Regions from separate parts of the Homo sapiens genome. Here region 2 is linked to region 1. A link is a contact called in ENCODE Hi-C data. All regions are on one chromosome and are shown on one strand. The core of a region is the stretch at or near the end of the contact, and the rest is flanking DNA. Distances in the headings are between cores, read along the strand shown.

Region 1 (6,228 bases), core at 2,545-5,044:
GCTGGTCTTGAACTCCTGACCTTAAGTGATAAGCCCACCTCGACCTCCCAAAGTGCTGGGATTATAGGTATGAGCCAAGGCACCTGGCCTATAATTTTTTTTCTTTATTTTATTCCCCAAACAGACTTCTGCCTCCATGAATACAAGTAATCTCTTTCCATTACATGTCACCAGAGACTGGCACAGATGGGTTGTTAATAAACTTTTGTTAAGTTAACAAATCCAAGTAAGGAAACAAAACAGTGAGCATGACCACTAAATGTAAATGCCTTCAATATTTAATCATATATAAGGCTTGACATAAGACTTTTGATGAAGTACTTTAAAAGAGTTACATCTCCTTTACTTTCTTCACTAAACAACATGAAAAGAGAAGGAAACTCTGCTGTGAAGCTTAAATTTATAAAAAATAAATAAATAAGATATTCAGAAAGGTGAAGAATTTTCTCTAATCAACAAGGAAGTGAGTCTTCTCTAAAGTAAATCAACAAGGAAGTGAAAGGTGTGAGAGGCAAAAGAGTAATAGATGAGAACTATGTTGCCTGGCTGCAAAACTTTCTCAACTGTCTGATTTTGCAGAAGTTAAGTAATCTGTTTCTCAAGTTCCTCATTTGTAAAATAGGAATAAAAAAGTCTTATTAAAGAATTATTATGGGTTTAAATAAGTTAATATATATAAACTGCCTGTCAGTGCCACATCAGAATAAAATTACAAAAAAGCAGAGACTGCATATTACTCTTCTCTGTACAGGAGCTTTTCTCAACTAGGGCTCTGCAGAAATTAAGCCCTACAAAAACTGGAGTAACTACTGCTTTAGTTCTCTCAAGAACGGTACGTAGCTAGTACTATTCTAGGTGCACAGGAGATGAGATAATTCATTACATAGCTTAGATGCCTCAGAGCATTAGGGTTTGATTTTCACCCAGAAACATGGTTGAGAAGGGCCACTCTCATGTATCCCCAATGCCTGGCACATGGTAGATGCTCATTAAATATTTTTGGAAAGAATATTTACAAAACTAAGAAACAGTGCCAGGCATAGAGTAGATGTTAAATGTCAATTTTATCCCACCCTTTCAAAGTTCTATAAGCTTTAAAAGTCTGATTCTAGGGGAGTTATTTTTCTTCAACCTGCCCTGTTTATATAAATTCATGGCCAAAAATGCAGATATAGACATTAGGAAAGCCAAGAAACTAAATGTTGGAAGGAACTATGTGGAAGCAGTGAGAGATGAAAATCAGGTAGAACCTGGATATACAGGAGAAAGAGCAAAGGTTATTCTAGGTCAGGGAACAGCATTACCAAAAACAGTGTCACCCCCAAGTATGGAACATGTTCCATGGTGGCACAAGAATGATTTTAAACTATAAATGGAAAAACATTTTTATTTTGATAGTTACATATGTACATATTTTTACATGTAATTAGGACAGCAAATAGTGATTTCAAACTTTTACTATTTAAAACAACACAAAAGTAATATCTATTCAGATCTTTTAATGTGAGTCCTTTAAAAATGTAATAAGTAAGCAACAGTGCACAAGAGGTAAGCAAATACGGCAAAAACTGTCAGCATTTTTTAAAGTGAGTAAAATTCTGTAAACACCAAGCCAAGAAGACATGTGAATATGAATGAACATAACACATTAAGAGAAAACGGCCACCAGTCTTCTGAAGGAAGACAAGCCAAAGCTCTATCTCGAGTAGTGATTGAAGATAAAGGTCAGATGAGTATGAAGAATACCACCAGTTTTGAGTATTTAACTTACAGTACTAAAACTTTTATCTGTAAAATCTCATTTTCCAGTATGATGAATCTGTTATACACAGTACTTTCACTTTGTTTATTCTCAAAACAAAGGTAAAATTGTAGAAGTTCCAAATAGACATCTGAAATAAGGACTGACCTATCTGTAGCTTGGTAGTTAGCTGCCTTGAAAATGGTGGGCTAAAACCCTGTAGTTTTCAAATCAGAAGGAATTAATTTATACAATAACAAATTATACATGCTATCTATATCAAAAAAGGTTGTTAAATGTCAAAGAATAAGAAAGTAGCTTTCCATTCCCACCTTCCTGTCTTAGAATTAATCTACCCACAAGCCAGATCAAGTCAAACCAAGAAGTGATGATAGCATTTATCAGATATTTGCCCTGTGCCAGGTACTGTTTTAAGTACTTTACTTGTATTTACTTGTGCAATTACTAGCACCATCCTGTGATGTCATATCATAACCCCATTTTACAGCTGTAAGTATACTGAGGCGAAGAAATATTAAGTAACTTCCCCAAAGCCAAAGCTGGTAGATGGCAGAGCAAGGGTTTACACCCTGGCAACTATATACTAGTCTGAGCTCTAGAGAAGAGTTCTTAACCACTAGGCAACATTTCTCACAAGAATGATGAAATGGTAATTTGAAATATTCCACCAATCTCATCGTGGCAGGAGAGATGTAATTTTTCAAGGTATGAACCTTTTACCTCTGTCAGTTTCTAGTCCAAGAAACAGTGGATTCAATTGCAAGTGGGAAAGTGAGTACCACAATGGGTCAAACTAGGCCCAAGATTATTCAAAAATAGACAAAGCATCAGAAGCCTGGAAAGAATCACTGAATGACAGAGTTCAGTCAGGAAAGAGACAAGCGAAAGTTAGGATAAGCAGATGGTGAATCTTATTTCTACTGGGTTGTGTGACTGCTTTGAGAGAGAAAATGCTACCTTCCCTTTTCTTTTATGTTGAATCAATATACAAATACATTGACTCAAAAAGAATTAGGAAAAAGGAGAGCAGCAGGAATACAAGTGGGCTCTTTGAAGACTTGGACCCCGAACCGCGCGGTTAGCTTGATGTACTCTGGTATAAGTGAGCAAAAATGTATTAGAAAGCAGGTTAAAGAGAGGTTAAAGGCATGACCACCGGACTGGAGGTAGTGAGCGGTCTGCGAAGCTGAGAACTCTGCCTAAAATGGGCTAACAGGGACGAGAGTTTCAAGTGTCTGTATTTGGGATGAGGAGGTATGAAAGTGGACGCTGCGCGGTGGCAGAGCATGCAGTTTCTGCCTTTGGGCAGCACTCAGGTAAAAAGGGGCAGGTGTGGAGGTATACAGGTATAGAGGAGGAGAGAAGCCAGAGGAAAAGAAGGGGCGAGGCCCGGGGGTAAAACTAAAGGGGATCCTGGAAGGTGGAGGCTGGGAAATCAAGGAGGGATTGGGGGCAACCCCGGGGAAAGTGGTGCCGCCGCGCGAGGGAAGGGCGGTCCGGGGGCGTGGGAGGTAGTCCCCAGAGCAGGCCGGAGCTCGCCGCCCGAGCAGGGGTCCGGGACCCAGAGAGCAGAGGGCGCAGTGAGGCGCGAGCAGGAGGCCGCCGGTCTACGGAGAGCCGGGGGAGGGGAGCAAGCGCCTGGGGCTGCCGCGGGGACTGGGGGGAGGGGAAGGGGCGCCTACCTGGACGTGCTGGGCGGCAGCGGTCAGTCCTGGTGGAGACTCCTCTCCCGCTGAGGCGGTGGCCGTGTCCGCCCTGGGAGCCCGAGGCTGCGGTGGTGGCAGCAGGGGTGATGGCGGCAAGTCCCTGTGGCGGCCGCCTCCGCCGAACCGCATCCCTCCTCCCCGACCCGCCCTCCTTCCCTATCTCCCGCTCCTAAACTTCTTCCCCGGGATAAACAAACCCGCCGCCAGGGGCGGCCACCTCCGCCACTCCCGCCCCCGCGCAGCCCCCACCCCCCCGCCGCGGGCCCGTCTGGGCTCCGGCTTCCGAGTTACGACTCCAGCCCCGGCTCCAGCCCGCGAGGGCGCGTGCGCGCGGCGGCGGCGGCGGCGGCTCCTGGGCCCTTGCTCCCTCCTACAGCGCCGGGCACTTCCGGGCGGGCCCGGATTTGCCGCCGCGCTTGGGAAGCCGCCACCGCCGCCGCTGCTGCATGGCACTAGGCTCCCGGCGGGGCAGGTTCCGCAGCCGGCACCGCTCTGGCTAGGCGCACGGAGGCGCCTTGCTTAGTCTGACCCTTATTTGGCCAGGCGTAAAACTTGTCCTGCCTAAAAGCCTACTGAGACCTCCTAACTGGTCTAATCCGCGGGAGACGCCAAAGGCGGCGGCCGTTTGTGCGCACAGGATTTTTCTTGGAGCTGTAGCAGTCTAGGAAGCCAGGGTGGAACTTTTGCTAAGCTCCCGTTGTAAGCCCAGAGCTGTAATAACTGCTGAGACACAACCAGCAGTATACAGGCTCCAGTTGGAAATCGAGAACTTTCCAGGTAGATGAAGTGCCCCATGGAGCAGTTTTCAGGTGGAGGGGATGAGGCTCAGCTGGAAGTCTCAGGCCAGAAGGAGAGGCTGCCGAGGGGCGGCCAGGGATGCCTAGGAAGTGAGCGCAGAAGACCAGGCGGCCTCCTGGGACCGCACGGTGGGAAATAAAGCTGCACCTGCACAAATGTGTGAAGAGAGGATGGGATTGCCTTGTCTCTTCGGACATTTAGTTTAAAAAGGGGGTGACAACTGAACTTTTTATTCCCCACGGCCATGGGACAAAGATACTTAATCGAGCTACCAGGAGTAAACTTCTTTAAAGAAGTTTGGGGGACCAACAATCCCGGCTTTGCCAGAACAGACATGAACGTCATTCAAGGATCCCAACTCTTTTTGCTTTAACTGTGCATACGTCAGCAATTTTTGTTTTGTTTTGTTTTTGACAGGGCTGTCACCCAGGCTGGAGTGCAGTGGTGCCATCACAGCTCACTGCAGCCTCGACCTCCTAGGCTAAAGTGATCCTCCCAACTCAGCCTCCCGTAGCTGGGACTACAGGAATGTGCCACGCCCAGGTAATCTTAATTTTTTGTGGAGACGAGGTCTTGCTATGTGGCCCAAGCAGATCTCGAACTCCTGAGCTCAAGGGATCCTCCCACCTTGGTCTCCCAAAGTGCTGGGATTTGCAGGCGTGAACCACCACACCTGGCCATAAACCAACTTCTCATTGCTTACCTGGCTTTCCAAGAAAAGAGAGAGGGCAGAGGGAAAATATTTATTATTTTGCTATGTACTGAGTATTCTAAGCATGGACTTGTATCGTCTCTGTTCTCTCAACAACCTCTCTAAAACTTCAACGTAGAAATTTCCATCTTAAAATTAAGCGACAAGAACTAGAAATGGCAAGTAATTCATCCAGAGGTTACTGGGATTTGAATACTGGACAGGCAGATCCCCCTCATTTCAAATTAATACTACATTAGCTGTCTTTTTTATTTCTTTTTTCTTTTTGTTTGTTTGAGACAGGATCTCGCTTTGTACGCCAGGCTGGAGTGCAGTGGCGCGATCCTGGGTCACCTCCCAGATTCAAGCAATTCTGTGCCTCAGCCACCAAGTATCTGGGACTACAGGCGTGAGCCCGGCTAATTTTTGTATTTTTAGTAGAAACAGAGTCTCACCATATTGCCCAGGCTGGGCTCAAACTCCTGGCCTCAAGTGATCCTCCCACTTCTGCCTCCCAAAATGCTGGGATTAGCACCTGACCTTACGTTAGCAATCCTGTTGACTTATTTAAGACAAAACGTGCTTTAAGACAAAATCTGTGCCAAAGGTTTTCAGATAAAGATAAAATTAGCAATGTAACCATAAAATTCAAAGTTGCCTTGGGCTGAGTTGGTAGAATGTTTATGCAGATCAAGGAACTCCAAAAGTTAAAAAACAGAAGTGGAAGTGAGCATTAGGGAATGGGGAAAGAGTTGGTGGAGAGAGGAAATATTTGTGTAAACATTTAACCATCTCCAAACACCAGCAAAGAACAGTTGAAACGATTTGCTATACTCACTGTCCACCCGTGTTAACTTTATGGTATGTGACATACAGCAAAAATTACATGTAATTTTTGACTAAGCCTTTTAGCTCTTTCAATCCCTTCGTAGTATGTCACCCCCTCTCTTCCCATAATTAAAAATTATAAGACACCTAGTAAATATAATACACTCATAGAATTAAGTTATAAGTCCATCAAGTACATTTCCAATTGGAAGTTAAGAGTGATGCTGACCCTTCACAGTTGACTGGGCTGAAGTTGGGAACTGATTCAATAAACTTCCACCACAAGGATGTCAAATTGCTCCTCAGGGTATTCTCAGAGAGTCTTTTCCCTAGGCTTGATCTCCTTACCCTAAGTGTTAGGACACACCATTCCTCTCTTGCTTGCAGTATTCAATGACTTTACCCACTAATAAAATGATAGTAAATAGTAAGAGTGAATATGG
Region 2 (6,228 bases), core at 2,041-4,540, 2.4 Mb after region 1:
TCATTTAAAAGTTGAGTAACATCACAAGGGATGCCACTCAAAGCAGTATGTACGTAAATGCCAAATGACCTGGGCTTCAGAGCCAGACAGACTGGGTGCAGATCCTCATTCCGGGGTCACAGGCCAGTTCCTCATCTTTCCAGACCCTAATTTCTTTACCATGTAATAAAAGTAATGGCACCTGCCTTGTAGAGTTATTGAGGGGATTATATGAGGTCAGTTGCACATAACAAGCGCTCAGTAAATGCTTGAGTTTTGTTTGTTTTTTAAAGAACATCATAGAATAGTTGAGAATAAGGTTTAGGTAGCCCAGTGGAAATAGAAGTTTAAGATTAGCCCATTGGAAAACAAGCCTTCCTTGAAAGGGGAAAGGACTATTGTGAAAAAAGTCTGACATCTTAGTAGATACTTTAGAAGTGGAAACATACATGAAGGAGGCCTTCTGATTCCCTTTTTGTCATACAATTTGTTGGCTTTTTTATGAATATGAAAATGATTCATGTCTATTACAGAAAATCTGGAAAGCATAGAAAAACCCCAGGAAGAAAGCAAAAATCAAATATAATTCTGCACCAAGGAAAACGCCTATAAACATTTTGGTTTTCCTCCCTATATTTTCCAAATGCATATTTTAACATAACTGAGATCACACTATATACACAATTCTGAATCCTGCCTTTTGCACTTAATGTTTCATAAGTATTTCCCCATGTCACTAAAAATTCTTCACAAATAACATTCGCGATGTCCATATGGAATTTCAGATGTGGATGAACCAAAATCTTGTCAACTATTCCACTAACAGTGGTTATTTAGGGATGTTCAGACATTTCACTATTTAAAAAAAAATGTTTCCACAAATACCTTTGTGGCATAAGTTTTTATGAGTGGAGTTACTGTTCTGAAGTTCCTGCTGAATAGAAAATGCTTTCCAGTGAGGCTGTCCCAAGCCACATTCCCATCAGTGACAAGCGAGAGACAGCTGGTCTTTTCAAATCCGGAGACCAAATATTATCTTTGAAAAAAAATGGATTTTTGCCTAATTTGGTAGTCACCAAATAGCATCTCATTGTTCTTTTAATTATCTGCTTCCTTTTAGTAGAGATCCCTAAAAAGATCTGAAAGGAGTCTTCAGATAAAGGAAGGAGCTTTCTTTTGTCTGTCTACAATCAACAAATATTTATTATGCAAACCATTTTGCTCCGAGTTTTCTCCTCTTTCCCTTTTTGGACAGATTTGGGAGATCTCACCTTTCAGGTTTTAGACATCGTGCAGGGAGGAGTTTTGAGGTAGGGTGCAGCTTACGGTCCAGGATAAAACATACTGATTCTGCCACTACCAGGCTTTGTGAAAAGCAAGTCATGAAAACGCTCTGAAATTCTAGACCTTCAGTAGATAGGATCTACCGTGTCTATAAAAATATGAAGATCCTTAAGTTTTATTAAAGATTCGAAAAAAGTAAAAGTGTTTTTACGGTTTTATTTTCATTTTTATTTCTTACCGTTATCGTTTATTATAAAGGATATTATAAAGGATACAGATGAAGAGATACGTAATGCAAGGCCTGTGAGAAGGGGCGTGGAGCTTCCGAAACCTCTTCCAGCCACCACCCTCCAAGAACCTGGAGTTTCTTTTTTTTTTTTTAATTCTACAAATGTAATATTAGAATTGATTTTATCTGGCCATTAGTGTGTGTCCTAACTCGTTCGTTTCTGAGAGTCCCATCTCCCGGCCCGGATATCATCTTTCCTGTGTCAGTGAAAGTGCAGAGTAGATGAGAACCTTTAACCACCAACATTAGGGAGGGGTCCCAGACAAAGGGGGAAAGTCATGCTCTGTAGAGAAAAGGTTCCCTGCCTCCGAACTACCTCTGGAACACTCCAGACTGAAATGTTTCCTCTTTTGATATAGAAAAGAGGGATCGTGTGTAGAGTGCAGTCTGGGCAATCCCTCTCCTCGGGACCATTTCGGGGTGGGGGCCTCTGGGGTCCGTGTCGCGACGCACGCGCCTCGGTCCCAGCTATCTCCGCAGCGGCCACCCCGCCTGCGGACGCAGTTTCTCGGCCCCGCCCCACACTCGCTCCCCCGCCCCACCCAGTCTCCGCGCCGGAGGGAAGTGGCGCGAGGGGGAAAGCACTGTCTGCGCGCCCACTGCAAACCTCAGCCAGTCTGAGATCGCTTTAAACGTCTGACCCCCACCCCCACTCCGCCCCGCCCAGTTCTTCAACCTAATTTCTGATTCGTGCCAAAGCTTGTCCTCTGCTCAAAATCGTGGAAGACGCCGAGTATGGGGACCGAAGACCTGGGTTCAAGCCCGGCTTGGAATCCCTGCCCATCCCTGGCATTTCATCTCTCCGGGCTTATTTGCTGGTTTCTCCGAATGCGGGCCTTGTCTGGTTCACGCTGGATCCCCAACGCCTAGAACAGTGCGTGGCACGCAGTTCGTCCTTCTATAAATATCGGACTAAATGCATCTCTGTGATGGTAATACCCACACGGTGTTGTGAGAATGAATGAGTGATTCTGTGCAAGTTCCTAGTGATCTGTTACAAAAAGTACTGGTCGCTAAATTACTCTTATAATAAAGCATACTTTTAGGATAATAAAGCACTATTCGCGAATTGGTTACCGCTATTATGAAATTACTGAGCAATACATATCTACATCTGATCAGTCTCCAGAATTATGCCAAATCCTACCTTCTTCTGAAAGTATCTCCTAATTATCTGCACCTGACCCTAGTGATGCTGTGAATGTGCAAGTATAGCTACATCCTCCGAAGGAAGGATCTTTACTCCTTTTACCTCCTGAATGGGCTGCGTCTGCTGAAAGCGCGGGGAATGGCGTTGGAAGCTTGGCCCTACTTCCAGCATTGCCGCCTACTGGTTGGGTTACTCCAGCAAGTCACTCCCCTTCCCTGGGCCTCAGTGTCTCTACTGTAGCATTCCCAGGTCTGGAATTCCATCCACTTTAGCAAGGATGGACGCGCCACAGAGAGACGCGTTCCTAGCCCGCGCTTCCCACCTGTCTTCAGGCGCATCCCGCTTCCCTCAAACTTAGGAAATGCCTCTGGGAGGTCCTGTCCGGCTCCGGACTCACTACCGACCACCCGCAAACAGCAGGGTCCCCTGGGCTTCCCAAGCCGCGCACCTCTCCGCCCCGCCCCTGCGCCCTCCTTCCTCGCGTCTGCCCCTCTCCCCCACCCCGCCTTCTCCCTCCCCGCCCCAGCGGCGCATGCGCCGCGCTCGGAGCGTGTTTTTATAAAAGTCCGGCCGCGGCCAGAAACTTCAGTTTGTTGGCTGCGGCAGCAGGTAGCAAAGTGACGCCGAGGGCCTGAGTGCTCCAGTAGCCACCGCATCTGGAGAACCAGCGGTTACCATGGAGGGGATCAGTGTAAGTCCAGTTTCAACCTGCTTTGTCATAAATGTACAAACGTTTGAACTTAGAGCGCAGCCCCTCTCCGAGCGGGCAGAAGCGGCCAGGACATTGGAGGTACCCGTACTCCAAAAAAGGGTCACCGAAAGGAGTTTTCTTGACCATGCCTATATAGTGCGGGTGGGTGGGGGGGGAGCAGGATTGGAATCTTTTTCTCTGTGAGTCGAGGAGAAACGACTGGAAAGAGCGTTCCAGTGGCTGCATGTGTCTCCCCCTTGAGTCCCGCCGCGCGCGGCGGCTTGCACGCTGTTTGCAAACGTAAGAACATTCTGTGCACAAGTGCAGAGAAGGCGTGCGCGCTGCCTCGGGACTCAGACCACCGGTCTCTTCCTTGGGGAAGCGGGGATGTCTTGGAGCGAGTTACATTGTCTGAATTTAGAGGCGGAGGGCGGCGTGCCTGGGCTGAGTTCCCAGGAGGAGATTGCGCCCGCTTTAACTTCGGGGTTAAGCGCCTGGTGACTGTTCTTGACACTGGGTGCGTGTTTGTTAAACTCTGTGCGGCCGACGGAGCTGTGCCAGTCTCCCAGCACAGTAGGCAGAGGGCGGGAGAGGCGGGTGGACCCACCGCGCCGATCCTCTGAGGGGATCGAGTGGTGGCAGCAGCTAGGAGTTGATCCGCCCGCGCGCTTTGGGTTTGAGGGGGAAAACCTTCCCGCCGTCCGAAGCGCGCCTCTTCCCCACGGCCGCGAGTGGGTCCTGCAGTTCGAGAGTTTGGGGTCGTGCAGAGGTCAGCGGAGTGGTTTGACCTCCCCTTTGACACCGCGCAGCTGCCAGCCCTGAGATTTGCGCTCCGGGGATAGGAGCGGGTACGGGGTGAGGGGCGGGGGCGGTTAAGACCGCACCTGGGCTGCCAGGTCGCCGCCGCGAAGACTGGCAGGTGCAAGTGGGGAAACCGTTTGGCTCTCTCCGAGTCCAGTTGTGATGTTTAACCGTCGGTGGTTTCCAGAAACCTTTTGAAACCCTCTTGCTAGGGAGTTTTTGGTTTCCTGCAGCGGCGCGCAATTCAAAGACGCTCGCGGCGGAGCCGCCCAGTCGCTCCCCAGCACCCTGTGGGACAGAGCCTGGCGTGTCGCCCAGCGGAGCCCCTGCAGCGCTGCTTGCGGGCGGTTGGCGTGGGTGTAGTGGGCAGCCGCGGCGGCCCGGGGCTGGACGACCCGGCCCCCCGCGTGCCCACCGCCTGGAGGCTTCCAGCTGCCCACCTCCGGCCGGGTTAACTGGATCAGTGGCGGGGTAATGGGAAGCCACCCGGGAGAGTGAGGAAATGAAACTTGGGGCGAGGACCACGGGTGCAGACCCCGTTACCTTCTCCACCCAGGAAAATGCCCCGCTCCCTAACGTCCCAAACGCGCCAAGTGATAAACACGAGGATGGCAAGAGACCCACACACCGGAGGAGCGCCCGCTTGGGGGAGGAGGTGCCGTTTGTTCATTTTCTGACACTCCCGCCCAATATACCCCAAGCACCGAAGGGCCTTCGTTTTAAGACCGCATTCTCTTTACCCACTACAAGTTGCTTGAAGCCCAGAATGGTTTGTATTTAGGCAGGCGTGGGAAAATTAAGTTTTTGCGCTTTAGGAGAATGAGTCTTTGCAACGCCCCCGCCCTCCCCCCGTGATCCTCCCTTCTCCCCTCTTCCCTCCCTGGGCGAAAAACTTCTTACAAAAAGTTAATCACTGCCCCTCCTAGCAGCACCCACCCCACCCCCCACGCCGCCTGGGAGTGGCCTCTTTGTGTGTATTTTTTTTTTCCTCCTAAGGAAGGTTTTTTTTCTTCCCTCTAGTGGGCGGGGCAGAGGAGTTAGCCAAGATGTGACTTTGAAACCCTCAGCGTCTCAGTGCCCTTTTGTTCTAAACAAAGAATTTTGTAATTGGTTCTACCAAAGAAGGATATAATGAAGTCACTATGGGAAAAGATGGGGAGGAGAGTTGTAGGATTCTACATTAATTCTCTTGTGCCCTTAGCCCACTACTTCAGAATTTCCTGAAGAAAGCAAGCCTGAATTGGTTTTTTAAATTGCTTTAAAAATTTTTTTTAACTGGGTTAATGCTTGCTGAATTGGAAGTGAATGTCCATTCCTTTGCCTCTTTTGCAGATATACACTTCAGATAACTACACCGAGGAAATGGGCTCAGGGGACTATGACTCCATGAAGGAACCCTGTTTCCGTGAAGAAAATGCTAATTTCAATAAAATCTTCCTGCCCACCATCTACTCCATCATCTTCTTAACTGGCATTGTGGGCAATGGATTGGTCATCCTGGTCATGGGTTACCAGAAGAAACTGAGAAGCATGACGGACAAGTACAGGCTGCACCTGTCAGTGGCCGACCTCCTCTTTGTCATCACGCTTCCCTTCTGGGCAGTTGATGCCGTGGCAAACTGGTACTTTGGGAACTTCCTATGCAAGGCAGTCCATGTCATCTACACAGTCAACCTCTACAGCAGTGTCCTCATCCTGGCCTTCATCAGTCTGGACCGCTACCTGGCCATCGTCCACGCCACCAACAGTCAGAGGCCAAGGAAGCTGTTGGCTGAAAAGGTGGTCTATGTTGGCGTCTGGATCCCTGCCCTCCTGCTGACTATTCCCGACTTCATCTTTGCCAACGTCAGTGAGGCAGATGACAGATATATCTGTGACCGCTTCTACCCCAATGACTTGTGGGTGGTTGTGTTCCAGTTTCAGCACATCATGGTTGGCCTTATCCTGCCTGGTATTGTCATCCTGTCCTGCTATTGCATTATCATCTCCAAGCTGTCACACTCCAAGGGCCACCAGAAGCGCAAGGCCCTCAAG

What was found. A loop is a pair of places that touch in the nucleus more often than their neighbours do. Pooled maps may share reads with other maps.
Region 2: a loop to region 1 is called in a pooled map, with 9 times the contacts of the local background. The contact joins the promoter of CXCR4 here to the promoter of SPOPL in region 1. A Hi-C loop is called at or near these places in 6 of 50 pooled maps.

What each region holds. Positions count from the first base shown.
Region 1 is chr2:138,499,336-138,505,563 of GRCh38, reverse strand. SPOPL (speckle type BTB/POZ protein like) reads right to left here and starts at 3,794. Exons shown (of 11, transcript NM_001001664.3): 1 at 3,445-3,794. SPOPL-DT (SPOPL divergent transcript) reads left to right here and starts at 3,869. Exons shown (of 2, transcript NR_187149.1): 1 at 3,869-4,245; 2 at 4,684-6,228. RefSeq lists silencers at 3,109-3,158, 3,359-3,898.
Region 2 is chr2:136,115,211-136,121,438 of GRCh38, reverse strand. CXCR4 (C-X-C motif chemokine receptor 4) reads left to right here and starts at 3,290. Exons shown (of 2, transcript NM_003467.3): 1 at 3,290-3,393; 2 at 5,527-6,228. The coding sequence starts at 3,379. RefSeq lists an enhancer at 4,299-4,368 and a silencer at 4,499-4,668.